Regions from separate parts of the Homo sapiens genome. Here region 2 is linked to region 1. Evidence: chromatin loops called from intact Hi-C (ENCODE). Cell type or tissue: gastrocnemius medialis. All regions are shown on one strand. Each heading gives the region's core, and the rest is flanking DNA. Links, peaks and the distances in the headings are about the cores only. Region 1 holds the start of MIR4289 (microRNA 4289). Region 2 has its middle 6.0 kb from the start of S1PR3.

Region 1 (5,380 bases), core at 109-5,108:
AGACTGGCCAGATGTGATCTGTTTAGGCTCTGCAGACAGGGCCCAGGAAACTGCCTGATAGCCCTGCACAATGCCCTCCCAAGGGACAGAGCTCTCTGCTGCCATCAGTGCATCTAGGGCAGAGATACCATGCTAGCTGCTGTCACTCATGTCCAACATGCTTGGGTGTTCAACCTCCCTCTGTAAAAGCTCTTATTATAGACAACCAGTGGAGTTCAGTTCAGAAGTTAGAGAACAAAATGCTTTAATGACCTTGTGGGCTCCATCCATCCATCCATCCACCCATCCACCCATCCACTCATCCATTCATCTACCCATCCACTTCACCCACCCATTCATCTATCTACTCATTCATTTATGCATTTCTGCAATCATTTACCCACATGCCCATTCATCCATCTACCCATCTATCTCCATCTATATTCATCCATCTTTCTATCCATCTATCCATCCACCTGCCTGTCTGTTCAATCTGTCCATCCACCTATCCAACCATTCATTCTTATCCATGCACCCACCCATCCACCCTCCCATCCAGTTATTCAATGAATATGAGCTCCTTGCATGTGCAAAGCACTAGTCTAGGCGCAGGGAATCCCGCAACAAACAAGTCAGGCATGGAGCTGACATTTGTATCATGTTCCAGAGGGGGAGACAACATTGAGTAATTCCACAATTATTCATTGGCTAGGGTAATAAACTCTCAGAAGAATTACAAAATGCTCCAAGAGTGTGTAATAGGAGATGCCTCCTAACTAGGAGGCCAGAAAAGGCTTCCCTGACGCAGTGGGAGTGCCGTGGGGCAGCCCGGAGCTCTGGCTACAGCCCTGCACCCACCCTGGCTACTGCTTGGTTGGTTTTGTTTTCCCCAGGCCTGCCGATTTTACAGTTAACTCTTTCCTCCATATCATAAGCTTCCAAAACAAGGTTATCCCTTGTTTAGGTAAAACCATTAAAATTTTCCTAGTATCAAGTCCCCCAAGCAATCTAACTAAAAGATTGAATCACAAAATAGAAAAGTCCCTTCTACCACAGCTAATGCTGGAGGAGAATTCCAGGGATCCCTGCACAGCAGTCTCAGGGCAGCATGCCTTCCTCCCCAGGCCACCCGGGGCTCTGAGGAAGGCTGTCAGACTTCGGCCCCTTCCTGTATACTGAGCTCCTGACCACAGTCTTGTGCCGGTTTTGCTTTTTTAAAAGGGACAAGCAAACAGGAATCTTCCCCATGCCTACCCTCACTCGTGCACACAAAGTGGGCCTGGCTGTCATTTCCTCCTGGGGTCTGATCTCTGTTTTATGCTCCTGCTTGTTGATTCTGACCCAGGTAAGCCACACAGGGAAAAGCCATCTCCCTGCTCCTTGCTTCGGGGCAGCAGAGCCATTTCACACACACAAACACCCTGCACCCCAGCTGCCTGGTTTCAGTGGCTGCTTGCTTATGGCCAGACAGCCGAAGGCCAGGCAGGGCCCGGCCTCTGTTCTCAGGTCTCAGCAGTGATTATGCATGCGAGGTAATTACACTGGTCTTGTTTCCGTGCTCTAGGCCTAAGCCTGGATATTCAAGGAAGGGAGCCTCTGGTTTTTTGCTACGTTATAATTTCTTTGTAGGGACAGGGCTCTAGGCGACTCCCAAATGGGCTACCTGTGCCGTGGCCACTCATTTCCTATTGTGCAGAGTAGCAATTACACAGCCAGAGGCTGGCCATGGGTGGGTTTGTTCTTCTCTGTGACATGTATTTTGTGAAACAGAAGAGAGGTCCTCTGTTTCTGAAAGCAACTCTTAAAATAAATACACCAGGCTCCTCCAAGGAATATCTGCATGAGAAGAAGTAAGCTACTATGTCTAGTGGCTCTCAAAGTGTTTTGGCGGGTTGGTCAGTCGGTCCACACAGGGAGAGAGGGGCAGGACAAAGGCCTCACCTCCCACTCAACACTTAATCCTGGTCTTGGGAAAGTTAGCGTTTGCCCACAGGTGACATGTTCTCAGGGCCTGACTACCTGCGGGTGGACACCAAGGATAAGCTGTGTCTTGAATTTTTTTAAAGCTTAAAAAGAAATTACTTCCAGCTGTGCATCATGAGAAGACACTGGTTGGTGTGTGTGAACCGATTTGCAGCACAAAGGGCCCCAGAGTACTTGGCTGGGCCAGATAGTGATGATGACTCATGCTGTCTTTACAAGATACTGCATAAACCTAGAGCAAGACAGAAGTTCCTCCCTCCCGACTCCACCCCCTGGCTTTATTGAGATGTAATTGACAAATAAAGCTTGTATACAGTTAATTGTACAATGTGATGATTTGATGCATGTGCATATCATGAAGTGACGGCCAAGATGAAGCTAATCAGCACTTCCACTGCCTCACATGGTTACCATTATTTTTGTGTGTGTGAGGACACTTCAGTTCTACTCTCTTAGCACATTTTCAACATACAGTACAGTATTATTAACTATAGTTACCATGCAGTTCATGGATCCTCAGAACTTAAGTATCTTATCACTGGAAATTTGTACCCTTTGACCAAAATCCACACAGTTTTTTCCTACTCCCCAGCCCCTGGTAACTGCCCTTCTACTTTCTGCTTCTAAGAGGTCAACTTCATTAGAGTCTGGTGCATATGTCTGTACTATGGAGTAGTATTCAGCCTTAAAAAAGAAGGACATCCTGCCGTTTGTGACAACAGGGGTGAATTCAGAGGACAGTGTGCTAAGTGAAAGACGCCAGACAAGAAGGACAAATACCAGATGGCTGTTCCTGAGAATCGAAGCAGGAAGAAGTTGCCCTTGACACTGAGCCCTTCCTGTGGCCAGAGGAAGCTGAAGGCAAAGAGGGAGGCTGGACCGTCCAGGTGAGAGGCACCTGACTGACCAGTGTCCAGCATGCTTGGCCTGGGGCAGCAGGGCTGATTGTGCAACCCAGCCTTTGGCTTCTCAGAGGCCCTGGAACAGCACACATTCCCTGGTGGTTTGAAATCTGAGAGCCGGAAAGAGCTTTCTGCCTTTCCTTTTGTGTCAGCTCACTTACTTGAAGAAAGCCCATCATCACAATGTTTTCTTTGGGTCCTGCTTACAGGATCTGGGCTTGTTTTGTTTTTCTTCTTGTTGTGTAGGGAGGGACCAGGATGGGAAAGCAATGTCCCTTGTAATTGTTGGGGTTTGTGCTTCTCTTGTAAAGCCTTGGGCTCAAGACCAGTGATCTGCAGTATAATGAGACTCGGCCAGGCCCTGCTCCCTGGAGGAGACAGAGGGACCATGCTGGTAACTTCCTTAACATCATTCAAAGGAAAGCCCAGTTTTTGTTTTCTCCTAAAGTGAAACTGCAGCCCTAGGTAAAAGGTACCTTGTAACCCCACGGATGTCTGTCTTCTACCTTCTCATTTCCCTTCTTCCTCTTCCTTTCTTTTGCCTTTTTCCCTTTTCCTATTTCTATGTTCCATAATCTGGAAGACCCATATATTTTCCAACTTTACTAATGTTTCCAAGAATTTGCATTAAAAGTAGCTGCTACAGTTCCTCATTAACTTGGACCCCATCTCTGGGAGTAAAGTGGGCAATTATTTCTCTGATTAACAAGGGAGGAGACAATGGGCACAGGGGCTCCTTCAAACCCAGACAGTGTTGTTTGTATCTAGATACTGCTAGACCACTTATGTCATTTTGGTTTGGTTCCCACATTTAATATCTTCCCCAAGTCATGTTGACCAACTCTGACTCAAAGGCCAGGATTCTTGGTTGTCCCGAGGCCCTGTTTCCCCACTGTTGAGTTGACAAGCCCATGGGAATTTCCCAGGGGTATGTGTAGCTCTGAGTTCTGGATAGTGTTTGCCACAGGACTGGGCTTCTGATGACACCAGGAGCACACACACATTGCTTAGCAAGAGTGTGCAGCTTACAGAATGGCCAGGCAGAAAGTAGAAAAGAGAGAGAGAAAAAAAGCAAAACTCGAGCTCAATCCAGAGACTCAAGCAGGGAAAAGATGCAGTGATTCTAGAGTGGCATGTGGGCCTTCAGAGGTGAACTCATGGAGGAGATGTGCAAAGTTTTGTGTCTGCACCATGTGGCACTCCACTGCTTATGACAGTGAAGTTTCAACCACCAACAAATGGCCCAGGGCAGGGGATTGTGACTTTTGGATTGCATGGATCACCAATATTTTAAAAGGAGATTCAAACAACACAACTGCTCCTTATCATCTCCTCAATTCATAAGAGAAACGGCAGCTGAACACTCCAAAAGTGTAAGAAGTACATAATCTCAGAACAATGGACAATCTTTAAATAGGATAAAGTTGTCTTTATGAAAAATTTATTACACTGTTTATATTTATCTGGTTTTATTATGGACTTGTAGGAACTTGGTTTCTGAGAGCACTGGTCCTGTGCTGTCTTGGGCCATTAGCCTAGAACAAGGGTGTTAGATGGGCGTTAACTTCAGGGCCAGCTCCAGCAATGGCCAGTGGATGACTGGGAACACTGTTGGGAAGGATTCTGAAGTGGAGTCCAGGCTCAATCATTAATTAGCAATATCTGACATGGGCATCATGGTCATTTTGAAGCACGTTCACAAATCCTTTTGCACTACTTTCATTGAAAGGGGGAAATCTAACTTTTAGATATGGTTTGGCTTGCTTCTGACAGACAGAATGTGACTTTTGAGCACTCACACTTGGAACCCAGCCACCACTGTGTGAAGAAGCGCACAGCATACGAGGTAGTCGGCAACACATGGGTGCCCAGAACAAGAGCCCAGCTGAGGTCCCAGCAGACAGTCAGCGTCCCCCACCAGGCACCTGAGCTAGCCTACTGGTGATCCCATCAGCAGTCATCAAGCTTCCCCAGACAGAAGTGTGTGAAGCAGTGGGAAATTGCTCCTGCCAAGTCCCGGTCAATGTTACAAATTTGTGGTGAAAAAAATATTGCCATTATCATAAACTATGAGTTTTTGGGGTGGCTTGTTATGCAGCAGAAGATAACCAGAGCAATCCCAGGATGGAAATGTGGCAGCAAACATTCACTATCCCTATCCAGAGCATTCTCAGCTATTATTCTTCCACCAAGGTACCCCTGATTTTATTTGAAAATTTAAAAACGAAATGTGTCTTGCCTAAGTTGATGAAAAAGGCCAAGGTCACATTGATTTCAGTAGGTTGCACTCAAATGGACCAATCCTCCATGTTGAACTCAACTTCTGCTCACTCCTCTGAAAGATACTGCAGGGTTACCATGACAACCTGAACATATGCTGGGTGAGAAACACGAAGAACAGAGAACAGGGGAGCACAGGGCCATTTTTTGCTGGGAGAATGTTTTCTAAAAAATATATTTTTTTCCAGGCCAAATTATTTGCAGCTGGTCTTCTCTTGGCAAGAACACTTCATCTG
Region 2 (5,380 bases), core at 246-5,245, 240 kb after region 1:
CTCATTAAGCCTATTAGTATTGTAGACTATAGGGCTTGATTTTTAAAATTTTAACCCAGCCTTTTATCTTTGGAATAAACCCAACTTGATCATAGTACATAATTATTTTTGTATATTGTAGAATTATATTTGCTGTATTTTCTTAAGAATGTTTGTGTCTATATTTTTGAGGAATACTGGTCTGTATCATGTTTTGGTACTGTCTTTGGTTTTGGAGTAAGTATCCTACTTACCTCATAAAATGAGTTAGGAAGCATCTCTACTTATTCTGTTTTCTGGATGAGATTGTGTAGAATGGTTATGAAATTTTTTATATGTTTGGTAGCCTTTTTTAGTGACACAATTTGGGCCTTGAGTTTCTTTTATGAGAGTTTATAAATTCTATTTTCTTAATAGTTAATAGGGCTATTCAAATTGCTTATTTCATATTGCGAGAACTGTGGTAGCTGTGCTTTTCAATGAATTGGTTCATTTCATCTACGTCATAAAATGTATGTGTGTTGAATTGTTTACTGTATTCCTTTAGTATCCTTCTGATGTCTGTGGGGTGTGTAGCGATAGCCTCTGTTCACTCCTTATATTGGTAATCTCTGCCTTCTCTCTCTCTCTTTTTTTGTCAGTCTTGCTAGAATGTGCCAATTTATTGATCTTTTCAAAGATGTACCTTTTGTTTCGTTGATTTTTTTCTGTTTTAATTTAATTTCTGCTTTTATCTTTCTTGTGTCCTTCCCTGCTTGCTTGACATCCATTTTGCTAGCTTTTTCTAGTTTCTTGAGGTGAGAGCTTAGATTATGGAGACATGTTCTCTCTTAAACCTCAGATTTAGTTTTTTTTTTTAATTAAGAGGTAAGGTTTTGCATGGTTTCAATTCAACTAATATGGAAAAAAAACTTTTCACTCATGTGTATATTGTGTAAAGTTGTAGAATCCTACTATTCTTTTAAATGCCCCAATATTTAACATTGTACTGATCGCTAGAGTGTACCATTTTCAGATAAGGACAAACCCAAAGGTTAAATAGTTTCTTTATTAACCAAGAGTTATGGTGAAAGCAAGACAAGAAGCAAGCCCTCTCCCCTCTCCCCACCCCCACACTGCTCTTCCCACGGCAGCATCCAGCCTGTAATGGCTGTCCTCAAGGTCTGCAGCTGGGGCTGTCCAAAAGGAATCTGGGTGGGCTCCATCCAGTCTCACCCAAACCAGCCCATGGTACTCCAGATTTGAGAGTAGATGTGGGGAGTGGCAAGACTGAGGGTCTGTGATGGCATCTGTCCTCCCCACTCTGTCCTTGGGCTCCAGCCAGACCCCCTGGCTCTCTGCAGGCACCCTGGGTGGTGGTCATCCACAAAAAAAGTCAGCCCAGTGTCTTTCAGGAGTTGCAACCTCCAAAGGGTTAAAATGCATCAACAAACTTCACCTGGACAAGGCACCCCAGCCATCTTTACAGTATCCAGGGTCAATTCAGAGCTCTGCCACCTACCAGCCATGTGACTCTGAGCAAATGTACAAAGTTTCTCTGTACCTTGGTTTTCTCATCGAACAATGGGATGATATTGGTATTGGTCTCACAGGGTTGCTATGAGGAGTAAGTTTGTCTCTGTGTATAGAGCTCTCTGAACAGTGCCCAGCATGGCATAAGCACTAGATCAGCAGTACTGGCTGGCATTTGCCCTTATTGCCCCATCAAAACTCCTTCAGTCCTCTCTGCTTAAAATCCACTGGCTTTGATGTCAGAAGAATAAGGAAATTGGCAATTACCCTTTATATTCATTTCCACCCTCTCTCTCCATTCCTACCATAAAGTAAACCTTTTGGTAGCCAAGAAGAAGAAAAGTTATTCCACAACATTGTCGACACTTGTTCAAAGAGCCAGGGGCAGGGGAGGAATACGCCGAACCAGTCTATGCAGAATGCAAACAGGTTTGTGCATAACCACCCCATCCACTGCATGCCATTGAATGAACGATTCAAACACAACTGGGCACTTTTGTTGACTTACAGTTTACAGTGTGTATAAACAGTTTGTAAGTGAAGAGCACTCCTCCAGCAAGCCAGCCCCCACCACACCCCCTAGGTGTGGTATCCACAAAGACAAGAAAGTTTTTTGGACTAATTTGACTCAGAGCATCAAGACTGCTAAAGATGGCACTGCCCGTTTGTGGAATTCAGATGCAGGCTTCACTATGAGTCTCCAGTAAGCCTCAGTCAAAACAGTAGAGAGGGAATCAAGAGTGCCTCCCCCAGCAGTGTGTCTTCTAACCTTTCTCCTGGCTCTCAGAATGTACAGGCTCTTAACAAAAACACATGTGCAAGAACATATTAGACCCTCATCACCTCTGCCAGCTGAGTTCTTATTTCCCTGTCTGCTCCCACTGCATCTGAAAACCCTACATCCTGCCCAGTGTAAGTCCGATTCCTCATGCCAGAATAATTTGTTAATTTTTTTCCAGATCCTAAAGTGATGCTTCAGGTAGCAAACTCTGAGTTTGATGTATGTTCTCCGAGAATGCACTGTAGATAACAATGCTCAATTCATAGTGATAGGGCATCTCTGAGCAAATGTCTCCCGCCAGCTGTTTGCTGCAATAATTTGGATATTTGCTCCTGTGCCTTTCACGTTGTGGTTAAACAGCATGTTTACCATCAATATCACTGGCAAGAGGTTGGGAACAGAATGGAGAGAGGAGACAGGGTGTGGTTCTATAAGAATCAATGGCTCTCCTCCTTATGGGTTGTGTAGACTTGAATGAGGTCCCCTCTCCAAGCCTTTATTTACTCATTGCTGCAATGACAGCAACCTCTCTGCTTCATAAAAGGGTATATGAAGCAACCCTAGCATGGTCTCCAATAAGCTCAGTGGGCATTCCTTCTCTGTCCCCACCATATCCATATGGCCTTTCTACAACTATTTCTATGTTTAAAAGAGCTAAACCTGCCTGTTATCCCATTTATTATAATTCTTTCATTTCGTATGTCTAACTGCACTTGAGTCCTCACAATTCAGATGGATAGAGTGAAGGCTTTTCAGACCCTCAACTGATTAGGTGAGGCCCACCCACACTCAATGGGGCCACCTGCTTTCATCACATGGATATGCTGAAGACAGATTGTTGAAATATTCTTTGTTTTTAATTTAAACTTGTTTCATCATACTGGTTCTTTTGAGGTGATTTTCATCTCACTTTCAGGTCGTTTGAGAGTTTCATCTTACTATATAATGGTTGAAAAAGGAAAGGAAGTCATCACTTGCCCAAGGTGGTGGTGAATTCCCATTCTGTTACCAGCCAAGGGAAGGGATTAGGGGAAAATATTTCACCCAGAAAAGTGCTGTGTTGTTTGAGTTCGCCTTTTGGTTATTAAGGGTACTAATATATTTTTCATCAACAATGACTTAAGGCCCCTAGAAGTTCATGAACCTGGTGTGGGTGTGTGTTTCCCACTCAGATGTGCTGTGTAACTTGCACCTGAGGGTAACACGAACTCTCCCTGGGCAAGATGTAACCAGGGAAAGAAAGGAGAAGGCAGAGCTCAGAGCAAGCAGAAAGCCAAGCAGGAGACCAAAAGAGGCCTCAGAGGCCATGTTTGCATCTTCCACAGAGGGACAGACACATTCTCTGCCTCTCCAGTAAACACAAACATGCAAACATGCACACACAGAGACATGCACACACACGGACCATACACACCACACCACACACACACACACACAACTACTTATGTTTCTGAATATTACAAACATCATTACAAAATATGAAATGTACAAAGAACAATTCCCGGTGGCTCATGCTTGTAATCCCAGAACTTTGGGAAGCCGAGGCAGGTAGATCACCCGAGGTCAGGAGTTCAAGACTAGCCTGATCAACATGGTGAAACCCCGTCTCTATTAAAAAATACAAAAATTAGCCAGGCACAGTGGTGGGCGCCTGTAATCCCAGCTACTCAGGAGGCTGAGGCAGGAGAATTGCTTGAACCCAGGAGGCGGAGGTTGCAGTGAGCTGAGATTACACCATTGCACTCCAGCCTGGGCAACAGAGCAAGCCTCCGTCTTAAAAAAAAAAAAAAGGAACAATTCCTGAAGCTTCTGATGATTTCTGGCTGACCATGAGGTTGGAAGTGGGAACACATTAAGGGCTTAATGATGGGACACAGTGATGTAACCACTGTGGAGCCACAATTGAAGTGCTGAGATTCAGCATTGGAAGACATCTCTGTCACCAAATGAACACGCCTCCCTAAAGAGCTCTGGCAGTGAGTCAAAGGCTTCATTTGGGTCAAGACAGAGTTATTATACAAAAAGCCAAGTTTCATTCTACAAATCCACATCGGGGTCAATATTTTAAAGTGATTTCCCCCAAGTTCTGTGTAGAGCAAGCTGACAGAGAAGAAATGGCTCTGAGATATCTGGCAAGGTGCAGATGGACTGACCACAAGCCGCTTATCCCCACTGTAGCTCCGGGCTCCCTTCTGCCACAGTGGCCATATCTGTGAGGTTCTGCCCTTTCCCTGGGGCCACTGCATCAGTCAGGGCTCTCCAGAGAAACGGAATCCACAGGAGGTATACCTATAGCATACACAAAGGCTTTATTATAAGGAATTGGCCCATGCAATTATGGAAGCTGACACATCCAATGTCTATAGGTCCAAGGTCCCAGTTCCAGTCCTAAGAGGATTCTCCTAGTTAGAGACTTCTCTCTAACTAGGGAGAGTGTTGGCTTTTTGTCTTCAATAACAGTCTACTCAGGCCCTCAACTAATTGGGTGAGGCTCACCCACACTAGGAAGGGCCATCTGCTCTCCTCAGTCTACTGACTCACTTGTCAATCTCATCCAGAAACCCCCTCACAGACACATTCAGAATAATGTTTGACCACATATCTGGGCACCCCATGCCCCAGTCAAGTTCACACATACAATTAACCATCATAACTATCTGTTAGACCCCACCTTGCAGGGGGCAGTCCTCCTCTGGAAACCTTCAGGACTTGAAGTGTCAAGCTCATGTGTGCAAACTGTGACCAACACACATTTTCCTGAGAAGAGGCCTCAGACAAACAAAAAAATATCATGCATGCACATTTACTCAGATAATGACTGTCTGTTGCAGCCTTTACGCTAAACAGAGCTAAGAGTAGAGATAGTGCAGATTAACTCAGACCCAGAAACTTGGGGAGGCACCCTGGGATCCTGGAAGCAGATGCTGGGAGGGCAGAGGGGACCGAGAAAGGAGGTGCATTTACTCAGCTCTTCTGAGACAATTCTGCTCTCCTGCGGTGCACTCGTTCTGCTGGAGAAAGGGCTCACTTTGAGTTTGAATCTTAAAACTGCATGTCCTTTAACCACACTGTACCTGCTCACCAGGCTGTGGACACTAAATTGTTGGG

The links. A loop is a pair of places that touch in the nucleus more often than their neighbours do. Peaks named below come from ENCODE experiments on the same cell type or tissue, not always from the same donor. Only the 100,000 strongest peaks of a DNase experiment are listed, where the experiment ranks them.
Region 2: it touches region 1 in a loop (2.5-fold over the local background); 17 of 110 quality-filtered maps call a loop at or near these places.

What each region holds. Positions count from the first base shown.
Region 1 is chr9:88,745,822-88,751,201 of GRCh38, forward strand. It overlaps MIR4289 (microRNA 4289), which reads right to left and starts at 84; the gene lies at 15-84. RefSeq lists an enhancer at 1,308-1,996 and a silencer at 1,893-2,187. In gastrocnemius medialis, for the core only: no CTCF peak of the experiment used is centred there; DNase peaks (open chromatin) are centred at 2,160 and 2,920; H3K27ac peaks cover 1,902 bases.
Region 2 is chr9:88,982,772-88,988,151 of GRCh38, forward strand. No RefSeq gene overlaps it. Among named protein-coding and RNA genes, the nearest start is that of S1PR3, 6.0 kb to the right of the region's middle. In gastrocnemius medialis, for the core only: no CTCF peak of the experiment used is centred there; no DNase peak of the experiment used is centred there.